2 separate regions of the Homo sapiens genome follow, and region 2 is linked to region 1. A link is an interaction called in ENCODE POLR2A ChIA-PET data of the cell type or tissue named here. Cell type or tissue: CD4-positive, alpha-beta T cell. All regions are shown on one strand. Each heading gives the region's core, and the rest is flanking DNA. Links, peaks and the distances in the headings are about the cores only. Region 1 overlaps GRAP2 (GRB2 related adaptor protein 2). Region 2 overlaps ENTHD1 (ENTH domain containing 1).

The links. ChIA-PET counts read pairs that join two places held together with the same protein. Peaks named below come from ENCODE experiments on the same cell type or tissue, not always from the same donor. Only the 100,000 strongest peaks of a DNase experiment are listed, where the experiment ranks them.
Region 2: POLR2A ChIA-PET joins it to region 1 with 6 read pairs; 3 of 35 experiments call an interaction of 5 or more read pairs at or near these places.

The regions. Positions count from the first base shown.
Region 1 is chr22:39,909,017-39,911,938 of GRCh38, reverse strand. All of the region lies in intron 1 of GRAP2 (GRB2 related adaptor protein 2), which reads right to left. Among named protein-coding and RNA genes, the nearest start is that of GRAP2, 9.4 kb to the right of the region's middle. RefSeq lists an enhancer at 1,448-1,757. In CD4-positive, alpha-beta T cell, for the core only: no CTCF peak of the experiment used is centred there; DNase peaks (open chromatin) are centred at 513, 837 and 1,628; H3K4me3 peaks cover 1,662 bases; H3K27ac peaks cover 1,046 bases.
Region 2 is chr22:39,775,351-39,778,272 of GRCh38, reverse strand. All of the region lies in intron 5 of ENTHD1 (ENTH domain containing 1), which reads left to right. Among named protein-coding and RNA genes, the nearest start is that of ENTHD1, 120 kb to the left of the region's middle. In CD4-positive, alpha-beta T cell, for the core only: no CTCF peak of the experiment used is centred there; no DNase peak of the experiment used is centred there.

The sequences.
Region 1 (2,922 bases), core at 150-2,649:
TTCTCAGATTTTACTGTGCATAAGAATCACCAGGGGAATTTTTTCACAGTTTAGATTCTGATTCAATAGGTTTGAGGCAGGGTCTGAGATCCTCACTTCTAACAGGCTCCCCGGCGGTGCCGTTGCTGCTGGTCCTAGGATCACACTCTGCTACGAGTGCCCAGGCCCTGGATTAAAAATCACGTGAAAGGTTGGGGAGGGGCTACTGGAAAATTAATAATTATAGGGTCACAAGAGCAACATCACAATGTGCATTAGAATGGCAGACTAGAAAAATTTGGATGTTCCCTGCACCTGTCTATAAGGAACAAAAAAACTGCTCTCAGGGATGTGTTTTGAAATATGACATTTCTATGAGCTTGAAATGATAAATATTATACAAGTTACCTGTGAGCTCTCTGCGCTGGCCAGGGATGAAAATCTATGAACTTCTAAGCTAGCTTGGTAAGTCTTTTAAAGGTTTCCAAAAGTCTGACGGAAACCTAAACTATAAGATCTTTGTAGTCCCGTATTACAAACAGAAGAGGGTAGAGTTGAGGATGGGGCTGGGGGAGGTGATGGAGGGAAGAGAGTCATTTTAAATGAGTCTTGCAGATATGCTTTATGGCACTTGCTCACATTACAAATAATGTGTAAAATGATACTGACCATCACGTGATGTTACTACAACCAAAAATCAGATAAACCAGTTATATTTTTAAAATAACTGCAAAAATGAAGTCATTAACTTTCACACGTAGTGATCAGGATAATCAAGTCTTCTGAAAGCTGCTGAGAGCCTGAAATAAACTTTTTCTCTCCTCATCTAATGCTGCCTCTGAGTGACATTTCCTTAGGGTTTTGCAGACATCGAACTCATTGTCGCATATCCTCACCGCAAGGAGGAAATGGCCATTCACACTTATTCCTATCTTACTTAGGAAGATTGAGGCCCACTAGTTTGTCTAAGGATGCAGATTCATCCACGGTTGCAGAGAATTTATGGATAGGAAAGAGACAATGAAGTTCTGGCCCTTTAGAGGCCAGAGATCCATCATGAGATTAGCTGCACCAGCAGGTAAGTACTCACCTGCAGGGAGGGGAAGCTAATACCCTAGCTCTGAAAGATTTGGACAAGTTGTTATCAAAATGATCGAGTGAAATAGAAATAAATGTCTTTACATTTAAACCTCTGTCCTAGGGTTTTTTTTTTTTTTTAAATCAACAGTGTAAGTACAGAATAAGAAAGATCTGGCTGGGCATGGTGGCTCATGCCTGTAATCCCAGCACTTTGCGAGGCCGAGGCAGGCGGATCACAATGTCAGGAGTTCAAGACCAGCCTGACCAACATGGTGAAACCCCGTCTCTACTAAAAATACAAAAATTAGCCGGGCGTGGTGGCGGGCGCCTGTAATCCCAGCTACTCGGGAGGCTGAGGCAGGAGAATCACTTGAACTCACGAGGCAGAGGTTGCAGTGAGCCGAGATTGCGCCACTGCACTCCAGCCTGGGCGACAGAGCGAGACTTGGTCTCAAAAAAAAAGAAAAAAAGAAAAGAAAAAGAAAGAAAGATCTGGCTTAGTAGTAGTGCATGGGAACTCATGGGTTTTAGTTGACCACAATTTCGATATGAGTCAGCAGTGTGACATGGGTGCCAAAAGGGCTCATGCAATCATGGGCCATATTAATAGAAGTATAGGCTACAGATCAAGGGAGGCAACTACCCCATGGTGTTCTGCATCCTCAGATCACTCCTGGAGAGCGTTGCTCCGTTCTGAGTCCCGTGACTTAGGGGAGGCCCTAAGCTAGAGTCCAATCAGAGGCGGGTGCTTAAAATAATGGCAGCACGCAAAACTGCCTCATAGGAGGAGTGGTTACAAGAACTAAGGATATTTATGCTTGAAAAAGAAGACTTTGAGGGACATGATTGGAAGCAGGGGAAGAGCAGGCTATCTGGGAAAAGATCTTGAGGTAATTTCCAGTGGCAGAAGTTTAGTTTCTGGATTCCCCATGGAAACTTCACATGGCTCTTCTGACTCTTTGTTGTTTGCAAAATAAACAGATCTTCAGCAAAGAAGACCCTGTTTCTCCTATGATTTCCTTGAAGTGTAAAGCTTTGTGGATGCATTGATGCCTGCTTGCTAAACCATCTCTCTCAGCCTACAGATGCACCTCCTTCAAGAAGTTCTTTCTAAAAATCTCCATCTTGAGCTGTTTTTTAATCTCCTCATCAGTTTTGCATTGTGGTACCATTTTTTTGTTTGTTTGTTTTTCCTAGTTTCCCAAATACACTGTTCATTCCTTAGGGGAAAGGACCCAATGTTTTTTTTGCTTTTATTTCCCAAAGTGTTCTCAGTACGTCTGCATACCTGTGAGCTAGGGACTGAGTGAATTTCTGCAGACAGTAGCCAAAAGATGAATTAAAGTAATCAGACAGGTAATTTTTACAGCATCTACAAGACGAAGCATTACAGCATGCTTTCTTGATAATAATAACACCTAATTGACCCTTCACTTTATGAAATAATATGATCTGACAAAGTAGGCTGTATCATAAATCTCCCTTACGTCTTACATTTAAAAATGGAAGTTGTGGATCTTTGCTGGAGAAAAAGTCTGCTCTCTAAAAGCTCCATCTTTTTTGTTCCAGGTATTGGGAATTTCTTTTCAGCTAGGGGATTCCTTGACTTCACACTTTCTCCTTCTTTGATTATTTGGATACTTACAGGGTACCAAGTGTCAACTCATAAAATCTTATAGTACCCGGTTTATAAAATGAATTAGTAGTCTATTTAAAAATATTGATCTAGAAAATAAAAATTCCACAAAATGAGTTTGTTTACACAAGAAAGCACCATGTTCTGCATTGTACAAATGAGATATTGTTGGGGGTAGCCACACATGAATCTTCAAAAGTCTCTTGTATAGTGGGTTAAAGAATGGC
Region 2 (2,922 bases), core at 89-2,588, 130 kb after region 1:
TACGGGGAAGGGAGAGCACCTGGTTTGTTGACATTCCCATCCACTTCCAGTCAGGGCCATGGCAGGAACTCCCTGTAATCCCACTTCTTCAGACTGTTTCATGATACCAATAACCATGACTAAATAGAGTTTGCTGTGTGCCAGGCACCTTTTCAAGCATTCCATATATTTAATTCACGTCAGAATTAAACCTCTGACCCAATTTAGCTTACATTTTCAGTCTTCTATAATCACCTGTAGGGTTTTATTGTCATTGCCTGATGGCCACATACTCTTGTGCCCTCAGGCACCTGCTCATCTTGTTCAGCCTGGCATGCTTTATAAAGCAGGGAGACCATCCACATACCAGAGACCAGGCTCCGTTGAAACTCTCACTAGCGGAAAGACAGGAAACGTTGCAATAGATAAAGATTGCCAGCTTCACAAAGACATTTTCAGCTTTCATTTTTATAACTATAATCTATTGAGGGAAATTATGGTTTTTATAATTGGTGGAACCTTAACTATGGTATAAAATTTAACAATGAGCACCCTCTACCTGTTTTATAATCCATTCATTATAATCCATTTTAATGGCAGGAAAGTCTTTAGCTGACCCACTTATTTTTTTAAAAAGCACCTTTATAGAAGAAGCAAGTTACATGAAAAAAAGCACCTTTACATGTGTCCAGATCTGTATTTGTCCATGAGAAATTAAGCCATTATTTCAAGTTTATATTGAAGTGGTAGTAAATGGTGCTTGCCATATTTCATCACTGTGTTTTAAAACTATGTTTTCTTATTTTAATACTTGAGTATAATATACACTACAATTATATGTCATGATATATGATAAAACTCTCAGGACCTACAACTGTGTACACACACACACACGCACACAATCATAGGGAGATTATAGCTATTCTAACTTGTTATGATTATTTAGGTTTTATGCATGTACTGTAAGAAAAAATATATTAAAATTTTCATGTCAAGCATGTTATTTAAGTTGCACATTCAATATTCATTTTAACTTGGTTGCTTGTCTTTTAAACCAATACATTTAATAAGCAATTTAAGTCACCCCTCTATATTAATTTATAACTGTGGCCTCTTAGCAAAATGGTCTTATTATTACCTTCAGATTCTATTTCCTCTGATTGACTTAATTACTAAAGTAGAAGCTCCTTCAGTTACACATTTTTAAACTACAGAAAGACATATTTTGGCATCCATCTTTTGTCCTGCTTGCCAGCTCTCTGCTTTGTAGCTGTAATTGGATACTATGTATCAGAACAAGGGCAAGATCATAGCAATAACTCTGTTGGAATATAACCCCACTACTAAGATTCACAATAATGAATACAAAATAATATACAATGATTGTAACACCTGAAACAATGCAATGGTATTATTGCAAAATGAAAAAGAGGTAGCAGGGTGGAATGTTCCTATCTGCAGGCAAAATCTCTTAACTCAGTAGCAAATCTGAAGTTCTCTTTCAACAGATTTCATCGTCATCTGCAAACTGGCAAAAGTATTCTTAGTTACTTTAACAGCTTAGCTATTCTCTTTTGTCCTTAGGCTCAAAGCATGGAGGTGTTTTTGTTGTTTTTCCTACTTCAGTCATTTTCATGATAGTCTGTATTTAAATTTGCAGCCTGATGTCTTACATAGGGAACAAACTAAAGGATACCTAAAAGATAACTGTCAAGAATAATCAAGCCAGCTTTAATGAGACTCATGTGTCAAAGTCCCATTTTGCATCAGTCAATTATATTGGCAGGTATAAAAGCACTGTATGATAAAGAATACTGGGTATAGTCTCATAATTCAATACTGGGCTTCCTGTCTAGGAGTCAGCTGGATAGATCCTCGAGAACAAAGCTCTTTGACATTCAGGTTCAAATGGAAAGAAAATGAGAAGGCAGATAAAGCAAGCCAACTACATTAATTCACCTGTACTCCTCTCTGCCTTTTCAGTGGAATTCAGAGAAATTCTCTCCCAGCAAAGGTTGGAAAGTCCTCATGAAACAATCAGTTTAGTGTTTACAGAGTATACATTTACATGTTTGTGTTCAAACATACAAAGACAGTATTTAGCTGGGTGTGGTGGCTCATGCCAGTAATCCCAGCGCTTTTGAAGGCTGAGGCAGGTAGATCACTTGAACCCAGGAGTTCGAGACTACCTGGGCAACATAGCAAGAGCTCGTCTCTACAACTAATTAAAAAAAAAAAATTAACCAGATGTGGTGGCATGTGCCTATGGTCCTCAGCTACTTGGGAGGCTGAGGTGGGAGCCTGGGCAGGCCAGGCTGCAGTAAGCCATGATCGCACCACTGCAGTCCAGCCTGGGTGACAGAATGAGAACCTGCCCCCAACCCCTTAAAAAGAAAAAAAGACAGTATTCATTGCAGTTCTCCATCAAATCTCCTCAAGTTCTTGTGGACTTCAGAAAAGTTTCCACAAATGCTGCATTATATATATTCAAGAAAGCATCTACCCAAAGCCATCTTCCTGGGAGAAGGCAAGCAGCACAGATACAGAGGCCAGCTGTGTGCTGACTCAACTCCATTCCCATTCCCACGGTCCTGCACCTCCAGGAGTAGCACCAGGGACAAATGGAGTGAGCCCGAGGGGAAATCGAGTCTCTTTACGTTATGAACATGTACACATCAAGCTGTTAGAATTGTTAGTAAAGAAAAACCTGGTGCAGCTGATTCTCCCATACTTTTTTTGTTCCTTCTTTTATTCCCCTAGTAAATAACATTGATTTGGGATTTGGGAATCTGGGATTCTAGTTCTAGTTCTGCTCTTTAATCATTGTGTGATCCCGAGCAAGTCACTTGATCTCTGGGATCAAAGGGACTAAATAAAGACCTCTCCTTTCTCTACAGTTGAGTCTTTTAATGACCAAATCATCCAGCTTATGATTCATTGAAC